Linked DNA regions of Homo sapiens: region 1 is linked to region 2. Evidence: chromatin contacts called from ENCODE Hi-C or POLR2A ChIA-PET data. All regions are on one chromosome and are shown on one strand. Each heading gives the region's core, a stretch centred on a gene start or an enhancer-like site at or near the end of the contact. The rest is flanking DNA. Distances are from core to core; before and after follow the strand shown. Region 1 holds the start of RAVER2 (ribonucleoprotein, PTB binding 2). Region 2 overlaps CACHD1 (cache domain containing 1).

The links. A loop is a pair of places that touch in the nucleus more often than their neighbours do. ChIA-PET counts read pairs that join two places held with the same protein, here RNA polymerase II (POLR2A). Pooled maps may share reads with other maps.
Region 1: a map of PC-3 shows a loop between it and region 2 (6-fold over the local background). The contact joins the promoter of RAVER2 here to the enhancer-like site in region 2. A Hi-C loop is called at or near these places in 26 of 168 maps with a recorded cell type or tissue (CD4-positive, alpha-beta memory T cell, Calu3, HepG2 and 18 more) and 25 of 50 pooled maps. POLR2A ChIA-PET finds 5 or more read pairs at or near these places in 4 of 52 experiments (OCI-LY7, Panc1, activated CD4-positive, alpha-beta T cell and 1 more).

The regions. Positions count from the first base shown.
Region 1 is chr1:64,741,185-64,747,442 of GRCh38, reverse strand. RAVER2 (ribonucleoprotein, PTB binding 2) reads right to left here and starts at 2,368. Exons shown (of 12, transcript NM_001366165.2): 1 at 2,022-2,368. The coding sequence starts at 2,270. RefSeq lists silencers at 2,395-2,594, 2,615-2,714.
Region 2 is chr1:64,683,391-64,689,521 of GRCh38, reverse strand. The region is part of intron 26 of CACHD1 (cache domain containing 1); the gene reads right to left. Among named protein-coding and RNA genes, the nearest start is that of RAVER2, 59 kb to the left of the region's middle. Within about 2 kb of position 1,706, at least 5 of the 41 ENCODE cell types and tissues checked have a DNase peak (open chromatin) inside an H3K27ac peak, as active enhancers do; they include PC-3 and endothelial cell of umbilical vein, where a contact is called at or near this core.

The DNA.
Region 1 (6,258 bases), core at 1,119-3,618, 57 kb before region 2:
TGATTACTTAATAATTGAACAAAAGCCATATTAACCATTTCATAAGGGTAAATATGTAGTTTTAGCACAGGTGATTTTATGTAGGCCTTACTAGCAAAAAGACACAAAATAAAATAAAGTGAAACTTTCATCAGTAAGTTGACAGTAAAATATAGTCACTAAGAAAAAGCAGACATTATAATTAAGGGAAATTGTTAAAACAAAAAATACAAAAAAATTCATGCAGAACATATGAAAATATTAGTTTAAGTAGATGAAATCTCAAAAATACAAATCCCAGTGTAATTCTGAGAAAGCTTCTATCACTAATTAAAACTGCTCCTTTTATTAGACCCTTTGATATATTTTTCATGTCTATTGCGAAGGGAAATGAGAAAGATACCAACAGCAAAGCAAGAATAGACAGAACGTCTTCAATTTGGGGTCTAAATATATTTAGAATTAATGCAAGGAATTGTGATAACAAAAACAGCTGACATTCTACAAAGACATTGAGATACTTCTCTATTTCTCTCCTCCTAGACTGTCTATACAAAGAGCTGCTATTTTTTAAATTTGTTTTTTTAAAAAATGCCATCTGCTTCTTCCAAGCCTCCTCCTTCCTGAGCTCCCTTACAGTCCTCTATTTGTATGGGCAGGGGAGGCTGCTTCCAAGAAATCAGTCCATTGCAGGTGTCCTTAACAGGTAGTATCACAAAACATTACCTGACAGATGGGAAGTGGACCATGGCGGAATGGAAAGAGTTGAAAGACAGATGAGATAAACAATACTGACAGACACTGCATTTTGAAACAAAATAGCCCCCCATGCCTACGGGTTATAAGGTTATATGTTCATATTTATTGTGAATGGCTATGTAAGGTCTCATTACATAGTAATGGGGCATTGGTCTCATTATTTTATAAGTCACATGGAAGAACTGCCATGCAATTGTCAATAGCCAGCCCTCTTGCAATTTCATGCATCCGGTTACAGGAGGAACTACAAATCCGCAACTACCAGGACAGCCCACCACACTCGGAGCAGTATATAAATTCAGGTTATATGTGAAACATGTGTGAACATCCAGACAGCTAAGAAATCCTGAAGAATCAAAGAAATGATTTCAAGCTTTTGATAAAACAAAAATATATATGCATAGGAAAAGAGAAAAGAACAACATCCCAGGATAACAATGGTTATCTTCAGGTATCAGAAATATGGGTAATTTCTGTGTCCCCTTTGTGCTTCTCTGTCTTTCCTAGCTCTCCTACAATGAGCATGCAGCTTTTGAAATCAGGGGAAAAAAAAAGTTAAATAGATGCAGAGTTTCTAATCTTAAAAGCAACAGTTAATCTGGATTAAATACACAGAGTAGCTATCTTTAAACCTCATCCAAGTCACTGAGAACAAACCCTCCAGTACTGTACTTGGCGTAGCAGGAGGCGGCTGCAAGGCTCCAAGGAGCGCAGCAATAACTCTATTCTGGGGCCTTAGCAAACTGAGAAGACAGAGTTGTTTCATAGAAACTTGGGCAAGTGCTTCTGCAACAACAGCGAAACTCACTCCCAGCTCTCTCGTGCCCCTGCCCCCTATGGCACTCCCGAGCACCGGGGACTATACGTTGGAGCCCTCGCCCCTGCCAAGGTGCTCCCGAAGCTTCGGCCCCCTCTACCCCCGCTCCCCCCCGCAAAATGTGTGCTCCACAACTCACCTCCACTCTCCTTCACCTCCTACTCCTCTACGGCCGTAGGGGAAGGAAAGACCGGGCCGAACTTGGAGGCAGCAGCCCCTGATTCCCGTGACCTTGGAGAAGCCGCTTCGCCACTCAGAGCCTCAGTTTCCCAATCTGCCCCCCTCCCTGGCAGGGCGTCTGCAGGCTAGAAACCCCAAGAACTCAGTCAAACCGAGGGGCCGCTCTCACCACTCGGCGCCGACCCACTCCCCAGGACCGCTCTGAGGCGCCCCCGATCCCAGCCTGGACACGGAGCGCCGCCCCGCCGCCCCTCGGGACGCGTCGCCCCTATCACCGTCCCAGTACCTGGCAGTTGCTGTCCTGGGGCAGGTTTTTCACCAGGATTTTCCTGCGGTTGCTCAGCTCCCGCTGCATCCGCTGCAGTCGCGCGGCGACCTCCTCAGGGTGCAGCGCGGCGGGCATCGGGTCCGGGGCGCCCTCGTGCGCTTCGGCTGAGGGGCCCTGCCCGCGCAGCCCCGGCCCCGGCCCCAGCCCCGCCGCGCTGCCCAGGCCCGCGCCCCCCTCGCCGCCGCCGTCTCCCGCCGCCGCCGCCATCTTCCCGGGCGCCCAGCGGCTGCGGACTCCTCGGAGGCTCCAGGGGAAGCGGAGAGAGAAAGCGGGAGGAGGCCCGGGCGAGGGCGAGGCGGGCAGAGGCCGCAGAGTGGGCCCAACCGCGGGGAAGGGGGGCGGTGGGAGGAGGGAGTAGAGAGAGGCGGCGCCGCAGCCAGCAGCCTGCTGGCGGGGAGAGGAAACCTGAGGCGCCGAGGAGGAGCCCGAGAACCACCTCGCGGGAACCTCCCCCGCCGGCCCCCGGCCCCGGCGCACAGGCGCGCCCGCGCCCGCCTCTCGCGGGTCCGCAGGCGGGGCCGGGCGCCGCCACCCGGACACCTGTGAGGGCGCGGACGCGCAGGCGGGCTCCCCCTCTCTGCGAGGCCTTCGCGAACGCCCAGGGTCGTTCTCTGGGGGATGCGGCCCCTTCGCGGTGGCTTCGCCGGGAGACTCAGCCCCAGGCGCCTGTCCCCGGCTGGCCCCCCATGTGACGCCGCAGCTCTCCCCCGGCTCCCCTCGAAACTCCCGCGCTGGGGCGGCCCGGGGGCTGCGGGCGCGAACTCGGTCTTCCCACACCCGAGATGGGGCTGGAGGGGTGGCAGGAGGGCGCCTCCTGCAGCCCGGCTGGCTCCCGATGGTAACCCTTCTGTTGGTTCAAGAAGAGCATATTTGGCAAAGTTTGAGTTTACAATGAGATTTTCTGGGGAGTAAAAAGAGGGACATTGTGGGAGAAATGTTATGTATTTGGTAAAACCTGATCGTAATGTATTTTGCTAGCTGTGTATGAGAAAGCCTGTGCCCTTCACCTGTCCCTCTGTCCCTGTCATGCAGTTCCTAAAATGTAAAACCTGGGTAGTTGGGTCTGCAACATGGAAAGTGATGCTGAAACAAAGACTAGAATGGAAAAGGAGCTGTGGCAGAGGGGCTGGAGAATACGCTGCTTGGAACATTATTTTAATTGAAACTTGGAGGGAGAGTTACAGTGTAGAACTATACTTAGTCAAACGGATGTCATCAGATCAAACAATCCAGCAGCCTTTGGCACTAGCCCAGGTGACCATCAGCGAAGGGGACCATGCATCTTAATTGTGTAGCATGCAAGTACACTAGCAAAAAAAAAAAAAAAAAAAAAAAAAAGACTTTAACACTAATTAAAAGAAAAACAAAATGTTTTAAAGATTTTTTAAAAATACTACAAATTCAGTCCTTACCATGTGCTCCCCCCAACCACGCATTTCTAAATGCTTTACATATACATATTTATTTACTCTTCATGATCATTCAATTACGTAGGTTTTGTTTTCCTCACTTTACACGTGAGGAAATGGGATCTGTTCTGATTGATTCCAAAGCCCAGTGTTCTGAATAACATAAAATAATTCACCCGTAATCCGTCCACCCAAAAATAATGGCTGCTAATACTTGTATCATTAAAATGATATTCGGCAATACACCCTTCTATACCACCACTATTCCTGGTAACCAAAGGATAGAAACAACCCAAATGTCCATTTATTGATGAACAGATAGGCAAAGCGTGGGATATATATATGCTAAGAAATATTTTTAGCCATAAAAAGGAATTAAGGACCCCTACAAGGTGGACGAACCTCCAAAGCATTAAATGAAAGAAGCCAGAGACAAAAGGTCATATATTGTATGATTCCATGCGTATAAAATATCAGAATAGGTAGATTCATAGAGCGGAACACAGATTGGTGTTTACCAAGGGCTGGAGGAGAAGGTAATGGGTGCAAACATCCTTATGGAATGATGAAAATCTAGTTTTGGAACTAGACAGAGGGGGCAGTAGCCCAATAATATGAATGTACTAAATAGTCACTGAACTATTCACTTTTAAAATATTAATTTTATTACGTGACTATTACTGCATAAAAATGTTTTTGAATGATATTCTGTAGTTTACAGCTCTGTTTTCTGCTTTTTACAGTATGTCTGCTGAATCCCTTTCTATGCCAATGTATTTGAATACCATGGTTTTTATGGCTGCATATTATTCTGTTGAATTAGAAAATTCACTTATTTCCTAGCATTAGTATTTCCTATTATTTTTATCTATTGTAAACAGCACTGAGTTTAACCCTCTATACATATTTGAAGATCATTACTTTTCCACAGAGTGAAGAACTAGAAGCAAAATTTCTGCATCTAGAGTAAGCATATTTAAGGATTTTTTGTATGTATTTACAAACTTACCTCAGTTTTCCCTATCACAAGCATTGTATAAGAGCACTTATTTCTCTGCTTGCATCCATGATATTCTAGTATTAATGTATCATTTTGCTTTTAAATTGTATTCCTTTGATTTTAAAAGGTATACATTTTAAACTCCAATAAGGCCCTATTTTGTAGAGCTGAGAGACTTTGAAAAGTACATTCTTTGAAGTGAAGAAGCATGAATAGCCTTAGCATAGGCTGTAACCTTGAGTCATTCATTATGTTTCAGAACATGTATTTATCCAAATGAGTACCACCTCCTTGGCAAACATTTATTAAATGTCCCTTATGTGCTAGATAATATATAAAGGCAATAAGAAGACAGAAATAGTAAAATAATGCTCCTGTACAATAGGGGCTAAGTCTCACTGAGAGAAAATTATGCAATGATTATAATTAAATATAATAAATATGCAAACGGATAGTGGTCTGAATATAACTTCAGTGATTGCTTTTGCTCAAAACATTCTCCAAAGTGCTTTTTTTTTTTCTTTTGTGACGGAGTCTTGCTCTGTTGCCCAGGCTGGAGTGCAGTGGCGTGATCTTGGCTCACTGCAACCTCCGCCTCCCAGGTTCAAGCGATTCTCCTGCCTTACCCTCCAGAGTAGCTGGGACTACAGGCGTGTGCCACCAAGCCCAGCTAATTTTTTGTATTTTTAGTAGAGACGGGGTTTCACCATGTTAGCCAGGATGGTCTTGATTTCCTGACCTCATGATCCGCTCGCCTCGGCCTCCCAAAGTGCTGGGATTACAGGCGTGAGCCACCACGCCCAGCCCCAAAGTGCTTTTTTGGAATTGACTTTATAATCTACAGCAAATTATTCTGCATAGTTTATGTGGTAGCAAATACTCACCTCTTAGAGATGGGTTTAATTTTTGGAAATAATTAAATGTTATTTGAGGTTAAGTCTGGTGAATGAATCAGGTGTTGATTATGTTTTGGGAGTTATGATAATGTAATTCCAGTTTTGGCCCCAATGGGGACATGATTACAATGTTATCAAATTATTAAGCCAATTTTATTAAGTGGCTACTTTGAATTGATCCCACTCCTTGTGCAATATTGCTACGTCGTATAGGGTAGTGGCTTTCAAACTTTTTTGACCCAATCTAGTGGGAAATATATGCCACAGTGGGAAATATATTTTATATCACAATTTAGTAAACACACACACAATCGAAATGAAGATTTCACAAAACATCACGCTCCTTCATCATGTAGCACATTCTAGTATTTCCTATTCTATTCCATTCCATTTTAAAATTGCTTGAATTACACAGTCGATTTTGCATATCACTAATGAGTCCTTACTCACATTTCGAAAAACACTGCCCTAGATTTCAAATCAAGTATGTTTTACATTTGCTCAACTGTTTTCAAGGAATTAAGGGAAATGGCAGAATCTACTGGTTAAAAATAATTTTAAACTGAATTAATTGTTATTGCCACATAAAAGAACTGGATGGAAACTGCAAAGACTTTGGAATGCTACTGTAATTCCAAAGAGTTCCTCTCATGCCAGGTTTAGCCTGACTCTTTAAATAGCTGCTTCCATGGCATACTAAAGGAACACTCTAATCTGAACTTGAAGTGAAGTACAATTATCAAGCAGCAATGTATTTACCAATACCCACAGGTAATTATCATGATCTATATAATGACCATGTTATTAAAATATGAGCCCTATGCTAGCTTTAGCCTTTATTTTTTTAAATATTGGTGGTAATTTTTTAAAGTTTATTTATTTATTTATTT
Region 2 (6,131 bases), core at 457-2,956:
GGAGCAGTTAGGAGGTTATTTCAACAGCCCGCGTGAGGGATAGAGAATTAAACTAGGGCAGTGGGATTGGACAGATTTAAAAGCTATCTCAGTGGTGGAGGCAAGAGAAATTGGTAAGTCATCAGATGTGGGGGACTGTGGGGGTGAGGAGTAGTGAAAGGTGACTACAACTTCAAGTTATAAGGATAAGAAAGGACAACTCACAGATTGAGTCTCAGGAAAGAAGACACATTTTGTTTATGCACAGCTTGATTTTGAGACTCTGTTGGTCACATATGTGGAGATGTCTAGCCAGAATCTCAGAAGTGTCATCTGCAAATTCAGGGCAGAAGAGGAAGTGTTCACTGACATATGTGTCCACCATAAGCATGGTCGGGCCTGGTTAGTACTTGGATGGGAGACATGTGTGTCCACCATGACTGAGTGCCTTCTTGGTGCCAGGTGCCAGGCTAGAGGCTGGACAGGAAAGGGCTAAGGTGAGGCCTCAGCTCCTGAGAGGCCTACCTTAGGGCAAGAAGGGGAAACACCCATGTGCTAAAACAGAGGCACACAAAAGGAATTCCAAAGCCAATGGACTTGGCTTAGATCCTTGAGGTGACAATTGGGTAGACCTGATGGGAGAAAAGGGGCTAAGTAGGTAAAGACAGGGGTGTAAAGGTACCTCCAGCAGGGCCCAAGCACATGCAATGGTACAACAGCTGGAAGGGCTCTGGTGGCTTCTGGGAATGGTGAAAGCTTGGTGCTGGGGGTTGGGGCGGTGGGAGATGGCACTGGACAGATAGGCTAAGACCAGGTCAAGAAGGCTGGCTGAAGCTATGAGCTATGATCTAGTAGTGGACAGTGGGAGTGGTCAGGGGGCAATGGGGAGGCTGGACAGAAGGAAGGTGGGATCAGAGGCTCAGAGGACAGGGTGCTGGAGCATGGGCCTCGAGGAGATGGCAAGGACATAAAGTAGGGCAGTCGCAGTGTGTGGACTGTTCAAGTGCACAGTAGGCTGGATTTGGTGACCAAATGGACTTGCCTGGTGAAGATGCCAGGGAGCTGACATCCTTGGAAAAGGTCGAGGTTTCTAGGTTCAGATACTGAGCAAATAGTGATGCCCTTACCCAGGATTAAGAGACCAGGAGCCAGAATAGGTTTCTCAGCTTTAGCAGTGCTAAGTCTGGAGTGTTAGATTGGGTGCTAGGCTCCAGAATCTAAGTCACAAACTGCTGTGCATATTAAAACCACCTTATGCTATACATGTAAAGGATTAAAGTAGAAAACAGGATTTTAGCAAAATCCCAGTGATTATTCAAACACTTCCTGGATAGCTTCCCGTCTCTGCTCATTTACAAGCACCCACACACTAACTGATAATTCATGTTAGCATTCGAGGTGTTAGATTCATGGTGGCCCTTCTGCTTGGCTCACCCTCCCACCTTCCTCATCTTGCTATTGTGCCTCATGCTTCAGTTGGAAAGTCTTCTCTGGGAAGCTTTCCCAACCTATTTCCCCCACCCACCTCCAGTCCTGCCAGCCCACATGGGGGCTGGTGCTCCTTCTGTGATTTTACATGCATTCTGTGCACATCTCTTATATTTTGCCATATTATAATAAAAAATATAAGGCTATCTATTCATTAGCAAATTCTTTCTTAAATTGTAAGTTCCTGTTTATCTTTGTATCCCTAGTATTTAACACAGTGACTCACACAAAGCAGGAACTTAAAAACAACTGCTGCCCCACCCCCCACCAACGCACACTATACTCTCAAAGCAACAGCATCAGTGAATTTTGTAGTTACCTGTGGCTTTGCCTGGTACAACATTCACTAGTCTCATCTAATAATGCAGACATTCTAGGATACACTGGACTCTGTCCATGGGTTATGACAGAGTCCAGTGACACTCTGAACCTGGCTGGTCACAGGTCCTGGGTTCACATCCAGGACGGTAGTGATGGTGCAGCTGTCTCCAAGGCAACTCAGGAGGGCACCCATCTCTTCATCTCAGGATGGCACCCCCATCTCTTCTGCTACTGCTTTCTGATAGGAACCTCAACAGAGGTGCTTTCAGAGTAAAACTCTCATACTAAGGGCATTCCATTTAATTTCCTTACTATGATACCATTGCTCAACTCCTCTGTAACTTCCTCTTATTTCAATCATTAATGGAAATCTGAAGAGGTCAGGGGAGAAGGGAATAGCAAGTTGTGGAAAAGCAGGAGAAAGACAAACACATTTTCGTATTCAACAAATTAATTGTTTACTCAGTGCCAGGCAGTTCTGCTGAGCACTGGGAAGGGTGATGAATTAAGACAGACATAGTCCCTGACTCATGGAGGAAGACGCACTATTTGAAACACAAAGGATATTTGCAAACACTTTCAAGGAAAAATTTATTTACTATCCAAAGGCTTATGTAGCAAAGTGTCTGCAAATACAATCTCAAGTGGGAAATGGGCTTTAGAAAGGAGGTCAGGCATCTATCAAAAAGAGCCGAGATTAGGTTTTTGTTCTTTGACAGTCTGCTTATATATTTATCTGATAGTTCCTAAGAAACTTTGTTTGATTATAAGGGGTGTGACGTCCCTCTGGGGACTCACTCACCATCTCGTGGCCACAGAGAGTAACTGCAGGAGAATGTTTGTGCACCTCTAGAAAATGGTCTTACGTTCATCTACAAAGTTTTTTGACCAGGTTTTTAAGGTTCAGCATTTGCTTTTTAAGTATTTTGGAATTTGCCACAAACTAGGGAGAAATCTTCCTCTACAAAGAAAAAAATGTTGCCTAATATACACTTACATAAAGTTTCTGATGAGATAGTAACCAAAATACAAATTCACAAGGAACAAATAACGTACAGGTGTTTTTTGACTTAAAAATAAGCCAATAGATGATTGGACAGAACATGATATTTTTAAGAGAAATGGGCAAAGCAGATAGATAGTTGAAAACACACACAGGTAGTAATTGTTTCTAACCTCCACTTGTGAGGGTAACACTGCTGAAAATCAATCATTCTAAGTGGTCTTAGACTATGGGCCAAAATGATTCTACTTTCAAAAAACATTCTCAATTGGAGTAGTTTTTCTTAAGATACAACAATTAAAATTAGATTCTTTTGAAAAACGAAATTCTGTTGGCCACATAAAATATTTCTAAATAAAAATACACCCTAAAGTTTCTAAGTTTAGTTTGGTAACATTCAATTTTCATTCAATTCTAGGATCACAACTCTGAACTCATACCATGAGAGCCGAGGCCGTTGTGTAGTCATGTATTTATAGACTTAATTCTTTTGAGTTTCCTTTTGTGTAACACACTCAAGGATTCACATGGAAATACGCTTATCAGGGAGCAGAGAATCATGACGCCACAATCCTACCAGTTCAAGGGCCAGTCAATGCCATGTTCCTCCATGGGGTTTCCCATAATTTACTCGCAGATAAAAGTGAACTCTCACCCCTTTCCTTCTTTGTTTTACTCTTTTAAGGAAGCTGTCATATTCCACCTTTTATCAAGCATATGAATACATGCATTCATTTATAGCTTCCTCCTAGACTGTAAATTTCTTCAGGGCAGGGTGGGCACAGAGGTAGGGAGGTCAACCCTGAGCACCGTGCCTATCATATGTCATTTCATTTCATCCTCATTGCAACTCCACCCAGCATTTTTTTTTTCTTTTTTTTTTGAGACAGCCCTGTCTCAAAGAGCTCAAAGAGTTCTTGGCTAGAGTGCAGTGGTGCTAACATGGCTCACTGCAACCTTGACCTCCTGGGCTCAAGTGATCTTCCCACCTCAGTCTCCCGAGTAGCTGGGACTACAGGCACGTACCACCATGCCTGGCTAATTTTTTTATTTTGTAGAGACAGGGTCTCACCATATTGCCCAGACTGCAGTAAAAATTTTTAATCCTACCTTAAGTGTTAGGAAACTCAGGTCTAAGGTAGCTCACTAAGGTCTCAACAGCTTGTGGAAAAAAAAGGGGGAGAAGTAGGCTTCAAAGTGAACTGGCTTTACCCTATCTCCTAAGCTCTTCCTCTACACCAAGCTGTCTTGAGGAAGTAACAACTCCCATCTGTAGCCCCCTCCACCTCCACAGTGTACAAGGGTACAGTCATGTCTTGTGTAATGACAGAGATACATTATGAGAAATGTGTCCTTAGGTAATTTCATCATTGCACAAATGTCACAGAGTGTACTTTCACAAACCTAGATGATACAGCCTACTACACACCTCGGCTATATGGCATAGCCTATTCTTCTAGGCTACAAACCTGTGCCACATGTTACTGCACTGAATACTGTAGGCAACTAAAACACAATTGTACACAATACTGTAGGTAATACTATAGGTATTTATATATCTAAACATAGAAGAGGTACCAGAAAAATACCGTATAAAAGATTTTTTAAAATGGTACACCTGTGGCCGGGCGCAGTGGCTCACGCCTGTAATCTCAACACATTGCGAGGCTGGGGTGGGCGGATCACCTGAGGTTGGGAGTTCGAGACCAGCCTGACCAACATGGAAAAACCCAGTCTCTTCCAAAAATACAAAATTAGCCGGGCATGGTGGCATGTGCCTGTAATCCCAGTTACTTGGGAGGCTGAAGCAGGAGAATCGCTTGAACCCAGGAGGTGGAGGTTGTGGTGAGCCGAGATCGCACCATTGCACTCCAGCCTGGGCGACAAGAGCAAAACTCTGTCTCAAAACAAAAAACAAAAAACAAAAAACAAAAAAGGTACACCTATATAGAGCACTTACCATAAATGGAGCTTGCAGGATTGGTAGTTGTTCTGTGTGAGCCAGTGAGTGACTGGTGAGTGAATGTGAAGGCCTAGGACATCAGTGTACACTACTGTAGACTTTATAAACACTATATATTTAGGCTACTCTAAATTTATTAAACTTTTTTCTTTCTTCAATAATAAACCTTTGCTTACTGTAACTTTTTTGCTTTATAAACTTTTAAACTTTTAAAACTTTTTGACTATTTTGTAATAACAGGTTAAAATACAGACACATTGTACAGCTGTGCAAAAATATTTCCTTTTGTTATATCCTTATTCTATAAGCTTTTTTCTAGTTTAAAAATTTTTACATTTCACTTTTTAAACTCCTTCATTAAAAAACTAAGACACAGTGTCTCCAAAAAAAAAAAAAAAAAAAAAGAAGAAGAAGAAGAAGAAAAAACAAAGAAAATCCACGAATATGACTAAATGGCGATAAAATACCAAAAAAAATTTTTACCACAAATGAGATCCTTGATATGTAAGGAATGATACAGTTTTGAAGTGCAGTGAGCTGAGATCGCACCTTTGCACTCCAGCCTGGGTGACAAGAGCGAGACTCCGTCTCAAAAAATAAAGCACACACACAAAAAAACTAAGACACAAACACACACATTAGCCCAGGCCTACACAGGGTCAGGATCATCAAGATATCACTAGGCAATAGAAATTTTTCAGCTCCATTATAATCTCATGGGACCCCTGTAGTATATGCGAAGTGTTGTTATGCAGTGCATAACTGTGCATAGCAGATGCCAATACATCCACCAAATAGGAGAGTAGAGCATACACAGATGAGCAAGAAGTGTGCCAACAAAACAATTAGATTTCCTTGTTTAATGGGTGTATGTAGCTTTGCCTCTAGGCATCACAGGGACATTAACTCAATGTCACCATTTTTAGTGACCCACGTACTGGTTCAAAGGATGCCAACACGCATTTAAATTCTATTGATTTTATGATGCATTTGGAATATGGGGAGTGTCAATGCCTTCCCCTTCTTTTGGTGTTGCATTCTGTCTGCATGAGAAACTATTTTTCATACCTTGGGGATAACATGGATCCAATTATGGAGAAAAATGAAAGGAACCAAGCCCTTAGCTGGATGCCTTAGTGTTCAGATACTGACACTGCACCCTTCCTTTTATCTAAGCTGTTGCTTCATATGCCATTTTACTGAGACAATGGGAGAGGCTAATGGAACGTCATAAACATCACTCAGAATCCTAATTTGGTATTGATGCAATTCCTATTGAGGAACAGAGAGAAAAAGGATTCAGTATTTCAGAGAGAGAAAAGGATTCAGTATTTCTGCTGAATAAGAAATTATTTCTGTTGAACTTTAGTAGCCTCA